Linked DNA regions of Homo sapiens: region 1 is linked to region 2. Evidence: read pairs that join two places in POLR2A ChIA-PET (ENCODE). Cell type or tissue: MCF 10A. All regions are shown on one strand. Links, peaks and the distances in the headings refer to the core of each region. The heading gives the core; the rest is flanking DNA.

The links. Peaks named below come from ENCODE experiments on the same cell type or tissue, not always from the same donor. Only the 100,000 strongest peaks of a DNase experiment are listed, where the experiment ranks them.
Region 1: POLR2A ChIA-PET joins it to region 2 with 5 read pairs; 8 of 35 experiments call an interaction of 5 or more read pairs at or near these places.

What each region holds. Positions count from the first base shown.
Region 1 is chr14:23,314,668-23,320,048 of GRCh38, reverse strand. The region is part of intron 3 of BCL2L2-PABPN1 (BCL2L2-PABPN1 readthrough); the gene reads right to left. Among named protein-coding and RNA genes, the nearest start is that of PABPN1, 4.1 kb to the left of the region's middle. In MCF 10A, for the core only: no CTCF peak of the experiment used is centred there; no DNase peak of the experiment used is centred there.
Region 2 is chr14:23,169,412-23,174,792 of GRCh38, reverse strand. The region is part of intron 1 of SLC7A8 (solute carrier family 7 member 8); the gene reads left to right. Among named protein-coding and RNA genes, the nearest start is that of SLC7A8, 12 kb to the left of the region's middle. RefSeq lists an enhancer at 2,258-2,759. In MCF 10A, for the core only: no CTCF peak of the experiment used is centred there; DNase peaks (open chromatin) are centred at 382 and 2,492.

The DNA.
Region 1 (5,381 bases), core at 139-5,138, 150 kb before region 2:
AAAAGAAAGGAATGGCAGTGTACGTTTGCAAGAGAAATTTTTGTGGGCACACTAACCTACAGTTCGAAAGATACATATAGCCCAACCAAAAAGTTAAACAAACATGGTTGGCCGAGGGATTTGGACAAGAGAAGATCCTCATTAGCAAACCAAAAAATCAAGTGACTCATTATACCCCACTATTCCCCTCACCCCCACTTTTTCTCACAATTCCTTACCTCAAGATCTGGGGAACTTGCAGCAGAGTCACAGTCGCTTAAAATTTCACTGCAAATTACTTCATCAGCCATCTCAGCTTCAGTGATCTGGGATAACTAAAGTTGAGCACCGAAGACAAGCTCTAAATGATTGAATACCCTGGAAGAAAGGTCTTTTATACTAATCTTAACCTAATCAAGATTTGTTAATCTTATTGGTACCCAATTTAATCAAGCCAACAAAAGGAAATGTGATTTTTAAAAATGGCTTTGAATCCTATTTTTGTTGAGCGTTTGATTTTGTAATAAGCACCACTCCTTATTATTTCACTGGACTCTCACAACAACCCCACGGGGAAAGTATTTCCAAAACCATAACCTTTTTTAGGGAAAAAGAAAAAGGCTTAATGAAATGAAGAAACTTGCCTAAGTCATTGGACTAATTAGAAGTGTGCAGGGCTGGCTGGGCGTGGTGGCTCACACCTGTTATCCCAGCTCTTTGGGAGGCTGTGGCGGGAGGATCACCTGAGCCCAGGAGTTTCAGACCAGCCTGGCCAACATGGCGAAACCCCATCTCTACTAAAAATACAAAAATTAGCTGGGCATGGTGGTACATGCCTGTAAACCCAGCTGCTCGGGAGGCTGAGGCAGGAGAATCGCCTGGGCAACAGCAAGACTCTGTCTCAAAGGAAAAAATAAAAATTATATATATATTATACATAATATATATTATGTAATATATATAATAATGTGCAGGGAATTCAAAGCCAGCTTTCAAAGCTCAGATCACTACTACTATAAGGCCTGCTTTAATACATAAAAATTATGTGTGAAAAATGGCAAGACTAAATTCCAACAATAAACAAAAGTTTAAGCAAACTATAATTATATCCAAAAAAAATTATTATGCATCTCTTAAAAGGGTTACATAGTATGACAAACATGCGAAAATAATTTTGTTAAGCCAAAGAAGAATGTAAAATTGTACATAATATATAATTACAACTATATCTGATTTTTTTTAAAAACTTAGGCATGGGAGGAAAAAAGGAGCAAGAACCAGTACAATCTTTCTATTCTTTGGCAGTATATATCAAAAGCTTTTAAAATGGTGAGATTCTTAAGGCCAGGCGGAGTGGCTCACAACACTTTGGGAGCCAGATTGCTTGAGTCCAGGAGTTCAAAACCAGCCTGGGCAATATGGCAAAACCCATTCTCCACTAAAAATACAAAAATTAGCTGGGCAAAGTGGCGTGTGCCTGTAGTCCCTGCCCAGCTACTTGGGAGGCTGAGGCTACAGTGAACCATAATTGGTGCTACGTGCACTTCAGACTGGCAACAGAGTGAGACCCTGTCTCAAAAAAAAAAAAAAAAAAAGAGCCAGGTGAGGTGGCTCACGGCCTGTAATCCCAGCACTTTGGGAGGCCAAGGCAGGTGGATCACCTAAGGTCAGGAGTTCGAGACCAGCCTGGCCAAAATGGTGAAACCCTGTCTCTACTAAAAGTACAAAAATTAACTGGGTGTGGTGGTGGGCGCCTGTAATCCCAGCTAGTCAGGAGGCTGAGGCAGGAGAAAGGCTTGAACCTGGGAGGTGGAGGTTGCAGTGAGCCAAGATCGCGACACTATATTCCAGCCTGGGTGACAGAGGGAGACTCTCTCCAAAAAAAAAAAAAAAAAGTTGAGATTCTTAACCCAGTAATCCTATTTCTTATCTCTTCTAAAAATGTAATCCAATTTGTGAATAAATATTTTTTGTTTGTTTGTTTTTGTTTTGTTTTTTTTGAGACAGAGTCTCACTCCATAGCCCAACCAAGCTGGAGTGCAGTGGCGTAATCTCAGCTCACTGCAACCTCCACCTCCAGGGCTCAAGCGATTCTTGTGCCTCAGCCTCCTAAGTATCTGGTACTACAGGCGCACCACCACCAAGCCCAGCTAATTTTTTGTATTTTAGTAGAGATGGGGTTTTACCATATTGCCCACGGTGGTCTCGAACTCCTGAACTCAGGTGATCAGCCCGCCTCAGCCTCCCAAAGTGCTGGAATTACAGGCGTGAGCCACAATGCCCAGCCAGAATAAGTATTTTTATCAAAGTGAAAAAATACAGATAAAGGACCAAGTGGGCATTAAAATTACTGTACACAAGTAGAAGTAATTGTATATAGTCATTATGACTTTGAAACATTTTAACATCAAGAAAAAATGCTTGCAATATAATGGTAAGCAGAATTGCGTATACAAAATTGCATGATCATAAAAGCAGACAAACAAATACTAGAAAGAAGTATACCAAAATAGTAATTGTCTCTGGGTGACAGCATTATGATTCATTTTCTTTATAATTTTCTATGTTCTACAAATTTTCCACAATCATTATTTATTTATTTACTTGTTTATTTTGCTGCCTTTGTTGTTTGAGACAGGGTCGTTGTCGCCCAGGCTGGAATACAGTGGCATGATCACAGCCGACCACACCCTCAAACTCCTGGCTCAAGCAATCCTCCCTCCTCAGCTTCCGAAGTGGCTGGGACTACAGGTGTGCACCACTATGCCCAGCTAATTTTTTCTATTTTTGTGGAGACAAGGTCTCACTATGTTGCTTAGGCTTGTCTCAAACTCCTGGGGCTCAAGCCATCTGCCCAACTCAGCCTCCCAAAGTGTTGGGATTACAGGCATGAGACACCATGTCCAGCCCATTACATATTTATTTTTAAAAAATCACTCCAACTTTCAAACTTCTTCTACTAGGCATAATTACCTTATGAAAGAAACAAACACATTAGCTGAGTGTGGTGGCATAGTCCCAGCTAATCCAGACGCTGAGACAGAAGGATCACTTGAACCCAGGGGTTCCAGGCTGCAGTGAGCTATGATCATGCCACAATACTCCAGCCTCAGCAACAGAGTAGGACCCTGTCTCAAAAAAAGAAAAAAGCAAACATATTTAAAAGGCTATTTGAGGGACAGGTGCGATGACTCATGCCTGTAATCCCAGCACTTTGGGAGGCCGAGGAGGGTAAATCACCTGAGGTCAGGAGTTCGAGACCAGCCTGGCCAACATGGCGAAACCCCGTCTCTACTAAAAATACAAAAATTAGCTGGGCATGGTGGCGTGCGCCTGTAATCCCAGCTACTCAGCAGGCTGAGGCACGAGAATGACTTGAACCCGTGAGGCGGAGGTTGCAGTGAGCCGAGATCGTGCCACTGCACTCCAGTCTGGGCAGCAGAGTGAGACTGTCTCAAAAAAAAAAAAAAGCTTTTTGAATGGTGACTTGTAAGATCCTTCCCTATTAGTCTATAAACTGTAAAAGACAGGGAACCATCTTATATTTGTGTTCCCTTTGCCTATCACTCTGTGCTCAGTAAATGATAACTGAATGAGTCATCTTCAGTAATGAATAATCTTATTTTTTTAAAAAAGTAAAAAAATAAATGAATGAATACTCGTATTTATTATCCTGCCTGTTGTTGATGCATAGAGAATATCAAAGAGATAAGTTTTCCTCTGAGAATGAATTTTTTGAAATTTGGTATGTAATGGTGTGAGATTCACCCATTATAATTCTCTCTAAGTAATAACCTATAAACAAAGGACCATGGAGTTTTGGAAAAAGTGAAACTCCAATGATACTGTGCCCCAGAAGACGGGAAAATGTATTAATAAAAGGGAATCGGCCGGGCGCAGTGGCTCACGCCTGTAATTCCAGCACTTTGGGAGACCGAGGTGGGTGGATCACGAGGTCAGGAGATCAAGACCATCCTGGCCAACATGGTGAAACCCCGTCTCAACTAAAAATACAAAAATTAGCTGGGCGTGGTGACCTGCGCCTGTAGTCCCAGCTACTCGGGAGGCTGAGGCAGGAGAATCAATTGAACCCGGGATGCAGAGGTTGCAGTGAGCCGAGATCGCGCCACTGCACTCCAGCCTGGGCGATCTCAAAAAAAAAAAAAAAAAAGAAGAAGAAGAAGGGAATGGCTCAGTGGAGTTAAGAAAAGGAGAATTAAGTAGTAAAAATGGGTGAGGGCATTCATAGTTCTTCCCAGAAAAGTTTTCTCCCCAAACGACATAAATATTTGACGTCTTGGTAGTTTCATCCCTATTTTTATCTCCTTTCTTGAAATTTTTACAGACTACAATAATGCTCTATGATCTGGAACTACTTTGAAATTTTTACAGACTATAATAATGACCTATGATCTAGAGCTACACTTTAATATGATAGCCACTAGTCACACATGGCTACTGACCACTTGAAACATGAGTAGTCCAACTTGAGATGTGCTAAGTGTTGAATACACACTGAATTTTGAAGACTTAGTATGAAAAACAGAATGTGACATAATTCATTAATAACTGTTTAATATTAATTCCATGTTGAAATGATAATATTTTTATATACTGGGCTAAATAAAATATTAAAATTGGTTTAATAATTTCTTTTTGCATTTTAAATGAGGTTACTAGAAAATGTAAAACTACATGTGGCTTGCATTATATTTCTATTGGACAGTGCTGATGTAGAACCATGGAGTCTTTCTCCTTTACTGACCTCTGTCTTGGAGCAGACCTCAATAATCTTCTAATGTGGTCTGGTCCTGCTTACCTTGGCTCCCTAAGTTTGCCTTTGCATGGAAGTGGGGTAGCCATTTAAATGTGAAGGACCCTCTGTTGGGCTGCTTAATTTCCATCCTGCTTCGTTAACTTTTTAAAAATTTTGTACCTAAAGAACTTGTTTTCATATACTGTACTGGAAATATCTGGAAATATATGTTCATTGTCAAAGAATCAGAAAATACTGACAGCAAAAAGAACAAAATAAAAGCACTCATAAAGCCCACTATCCAGAGACAATCACTAATGATATTTTGGCATATATACTTCCTGAAAGTTTCAATATGCAAATATATATCAAGGCACACAGATATAAATATTTTAGCAAAATGGGATCATACTGTATATATTATTTTCTAATCTATTTTCTTTTTTTACCCAATTAAAAAAAAAAGACAAACATCTTCCCATGTCAATAAATATATTTTTCCAATTTTGTTTGTCATAGTTTTACCCAAAAGTCACCCTAGAAATGAGGCCTTCTCTGACCACTCAATTTAAAATTGAACTCTTACGTGTGTATATATACACACACATTCCCCTCAATGAATTATTTTTCTTTATGGTATTCATCG
Region 2 (5,381 bases), core at 227-5,226:
GTCTACAGAGCAGGCCCCCAGATCCCTTCTCCCTGGAGATCTGGAAATGGCAAACTGCAGGCTCCTCTCTGCTGCAGGAGTGGGAGCAGCTGGACATAGGATTCAGAATTATTCCACATTTTAACAAACACTCACCGAGCACATTATATTCTAGGCCTTGTCCTGAGCACTGGTGAATTTTATTTCTAGGAGGCAAAATAATCCCTCAAGTCTATTTTAAGCTGTTTTATTTATAGAATGAGTGAAGTTTGAGCTGAAAAGCTCTATTGATCACATCTCATCCCTCATCTTTGTCACAGTCACATGTCTTCCCATTGGTTTGCTCCCTGCTTTAAATATCCTCAGCATTAGCAGTGACATCACTTCTGGGGAGAAGGTTTCACAATGTCTGAAGGTGGACCAGGCAACCTCACACTGAACTGCACATTGCAAAAGCAGATTACTCAGAAAGAGTACCACTGCTGCAGAATTATTACTTTTCTCATCTGTCTCCACGTTTTAAAGGTGCTTGTTTGTACATTTAGGAAATGCACAAATACTTCAGTGCTTTTTAAGAGTACAGTTCTGCAGAGAGTGTTTAGTAAGCAGCTGATAAAGACAGGTCAGGTTGACTTAAGGTGGTATTTGGACCCTGATATTGAAAGCAGAAAGTTTAGAGTGAATTTTTCCATGATTTGCATCGGCATGCCATAGACTGGGAGGAACCACTGATTAGAAAAAGATGGGCTTTAGAGATAGTCTTAAGTTTGCAAACCGCTTCCCTATTTACAATCTTTGTAATCTTGAGCAAGCTAATTATCAGTTTACTTAGCTGTGCAATGGAAGTTTCTTGTGGAGTATTTAAACAAAGCTGGCCAGGTGGGGTGGCACATACTTGTAATTCCAGCACTTTGGGAGGCTGAGGTGGGAGGATCACTTGGATCCAGGAGTTCAAGACCAGCCTGGGCAACACAGTGGGACCCTGCCTCTACAAAATATTTAAAAATTAGTCGGGTGGGGTGGCACACGCCTGTGGTCCCAGCACTAGGGAGGCTGAGGTGGGAGGATTGCTTGAGCTTGGGAGGCAGAGGTTGCAGTGAGCTGTGATTGTGCACTCCAGCCTGGGTGACAGAGTGAGACCTTGTCTCAAAAAAAAAAGTAAAAATTTAAAAAATAAAACAAAGCCCTTGCACTCCTTTAACTCGAGGAGAGAAAGAAATGAATATTTATTGGAAGATACCAGAGTGCATCAGTATGTTGTAGAATGGGGGGAACCATTGATGATTAGTGGTTCCCACCCCCAACTCACAAACTCAATAATTTTGGTTCTGAAATTTCAGTTGGACTGATCCAGTAAGAAGACTGACCATTTCAGGCCAAGTCTGATCTGCTTAGCAACCAGCTGGTTGCTTTTCCTTTTCTCTTTGCTGAGCTGAGTCTACTCACTCATCAGCATCAGTCTGACACTCCCCTCTCCCAGGAAGACTTTTCTGAACAGCCCATGCCAGTGATTTTTTTTCCACCCATTAAAATCTTGCCATATATTGCAATAGCCCTCATGCAGCTTCTGCTCTGCGTGGTGGTATCAGTTCTGTGTCTGTGCACATGTGTCTTCCCTTTCCACACAGTTCCTTGAAACCAGGCACTGTGTCTCACTTTCACATCCTATAACCTAGTACATGGTGAGTATTGAATAATAGCAGTCAGTCAAAAACAAATCATTATTCAAGATTGCCTCACAACGATGTGAATATACTTAACACTGCTAAACTATAGACTTAAAAATGGTTAAGATGGTAAATTTTGTTACGTGTCTTTACCACAATGAAAATTTTGTTCTGTTTAAAAATGAGTTATTCCCATGAATACTACATTTTTGGGCTTAGCTTTAAAAAAAAAAATCATCCAGGCTCAAATTTGAAAGGGATTAGAGCTTAACCAAAAGTAACAGTGCTGAGGTTGAGAAGCCCTGTTCTACCTTCAAACTTCAATGAAGCCCAGATACTTTGTTGTGGGAAGCTATCCTGTCTATTGTAGGATGTTTAGCAGTGTTACTGGCCTCTGCACACGAGGTGCTGGTAGCTCTCCCACCCTCATTGTGACAACCAAAAGTGTCTCCAGATACGGCCAGCTGTCTTCTTGAGGTGGTAGACAAGTTGTTCTCAGTTGAAAACCACCAAGGAAGACAAAGCCTCTCACTGTGGATGCCTGGCTCCCCAGTTGGGCCGGGAATGCTGGAGGCAAGATGTGGGTCCTTCATGGGCTTATTTGAGGGCGCAACACTCAGCCCCCCACCACCCCCAGGCTACGATGCCTGTCTTTCAGTAGCTGGTAGTTGGCTCCATCCGTTTCATTAAAAGTCCATGTGTGAACAAGTGTTTCCCAATTACCTCCCAAAACAAGCATGTACAGAGTGGGCGCTCAATAAATACCTTTTGAGATGCAATTACCTGCTGCCCGCCCACCTGCGGCATCTACAAATTACACCTAGACCAGCAGACAAATGACTCAGAGAATGTTTCACAGTCCTGGCTGTACAGTGCTGTTTTGGAGCCAAGCCTCCAAAGCAAGTCCATTGAATTCTTCTAGGGCTGGTCTCTGTCCCTACTGCTACAAATCCTAGCCATTCCTTACATTTGTTAGCGTTTCACAAATCATAAAGTGCCTCACATGTAACCTCTCCCTTGATTCCCCACAACAACCCTGTTGAGGTAGGCAGGGCAGGAACAATTACTCCCATTCTGCAGATGAAGAGACTGATTTTCAGAAAAATTCAGGTCACATAGCAAAGCAGGGACAAAGTTTCTCCTCCAGCTCTAAGTCTAGTGCCCTTTTCATGCTTTCAATAAGAAATCCAGAAGAGCAGTGTTCTGCAGTGACTTCCACATCTCAATCTGCAGAAGATGTTGACTCCTCAGGGCATGTGTCAGAGTCTTGACCTGCTACCACCCCTGAGGAGCTGTTTGTACAGTCCCGATGGGAAAGTGTAAACAGGGTGAGAGGCATGGTGAGCTTCCAGGCCTGGCGTGAAGATCAAAGCCTGGGCCCCACATGCCAGACCTGCTTTCACGCTGTTCCCTTAGTCCTGAAAAGCTCTGAGATCCTCTCAGCCACTTTGTGGAAGAAACACAAAGCAGGTTCACCTAGCTTTCTCTGGACATCATGGAAATGGCCAAAACCTCGAAGCCCCAGGAGGAGGCTGTGGCTAGATTTCAAGGCTAGCATGAGTAAGGAAGGCCAAAGCCTTTTGGATCTGAGGGTCTGTTGGGCATCAGAACTCTGTAATTCTATGCCTTAGGAAATTCTTTGATGGCTGTAACATTCTCGTGTGGACAAGCCTAGATGTGAGTAATGCTTTAATGGGAGTCACATGGGTATTGGTCTACAGATGGGGGAGTTAGTGATTATTCACGGCAAATGTGGGTTTTCTCAATTCCGGCAATTTTTCTAGTGAAGACTTGCCCATTGAGACAACATGGCTCCTTTTTAATGAAATGATTTGCTTGGTTTTTCTTTGACAGAACAAGCCAAACTGGGTTTCATTGTCCAGGCATCCTAGAATTCATTCTTCACTAAAGAAGATCTGCGTGATAAGATGATTACTTTATTAGTTGGGGAGGATAGAAGCAGGACTAAAACTCTAACCTTGAGTACCTCAGCAATACCAGACGGATGTGCGTCTCATTCTAAGTGGCTTTACAGACAATGAGTCTAAGCTAAAACATTGGAGGAAAAAACCCACAGTAATCAACTTTCTTCCTATATCTCATCAAGAAACGTGTGTTGGCCGGGCAGGATGGCTCGTGCCTGTAATCTCAGCACTTTAGGAAGCCAAGGCAGGAGGATCACTTGAGGCCAGGCATTCGAGACCAGCCTGGGCAACATAGTGAGACCCCCTCCCCCCATCGAAAAACATAAAAATTAGCTTTGTATAGTGGCACACACCCATAGTCCTAGCTACTTGGGAGGCTGAAACAGGAGGATCACTTGAGCCCAGGGGTTTGAGGCTGCAGTGAGCTATGATCACACCACTGCACTCCAGCTTGGGTGAAAGAGTGGTGAGACCCACAGCCAAGCGTGTAATCCCAGCACTTTGGGAGGCCGAGGCAGGCGGATTGCCTGAGGTCAGGAGTTCGAGACCAGCCTGGCCAACATGGTGAAACCCCATCTTTACTAATAATACAAAAATTAGCCTGGCATGGTGGCACACGCCTGTAATCCCAGCTACTCGGGAGGGTGAGGCAGGAGAATCGCTTGAACCCATGAGGCGGAGGTTGCAGTGAGCTGAGATCGCACCACTGCACTTCAGCCTGGGTGACAGAGTGAGACTGTCTCAAAACAAAAAAAAAGAAAGAACGAAAGAAACAGAGACAGGAAGGAAGGAAGGAAGATAGGTAGGTTCATAGTCAAAGTAGAAAAGCCTTTTCCCAGTTCGTCTTTTTCAAAGCCACTCCAGGAAAGTCTCACTTAGACAGTGTCCAAGTTGAAAAGCCCAACTGGAAAAGTGTCTGTTGTGCAGTTTCCAGAGGGGAGGCAGCATGGAATCATGGAGGAAAGTCTGGACCAGGAGTCCAAGGACTTAGCTTCTCATCCAGGCCTTGCTACTTATGCAGTGCATGACTTTGATAAAGTCCCTTCACCTCTCTGAGCCTCAGTTTTTGCAATGGTAAAATAGGAATGATATGACCTGCCCTCTGCACCTAAGAAAGTACTTAGGAGATCAAGTAAGGTAATGGATATCAATGTTTTATAAATCCCCACTGAAGGTGGTACTGCAATAGAAGGAAGGAATCAGATCTGTGTTCCAACTCTTCAATAAGTGCCTCCTGTGAACCATTCCCATTGCCTATGAAGTACAGCATAGAAGACTGACCCCAGTGTATTAGGAAGACCTTTTATTATCAGGGAAAAGCTGGAGGCTGTGACAGAAGATTTAGCTTCCGGTCCAGCTACAACAAACTCACCCTATGATTTAGGCAAATAACTGCCTTTCTAGGTCTCAGTTTCTTCATCCATAAAATAGGGATAATAATACCGTCATTTTTCCCACTTGAAAAATAGGAATAATAATTGTCCTACTTTCTTCCCCTATAAATTGGAGATGGTAGGCCAGGCGCAGTGGCTCACACCTGTAATCCTAGCACTTTGGGAGGTCGAGGCGGGTGGATCACTTGAGGTCAGGAGATCGAGACCAGCCTGGCCAACATGGTGAAACCCCATCTCTACTAAAAATACAAAAATCAGCCAGGTGTGGTGGCATACACCTGTAATCCCAGCTACTGGGGAGGTTGAGGCACGAGAATCACTTGAACCTGGGAGGCAGAGGTTGCAGTGAGCCAAGATCGTGCCACTGCACTCCAGCCTGGGCGACAGGCTGTTCCCTAGCACTTAGTTTATACTAG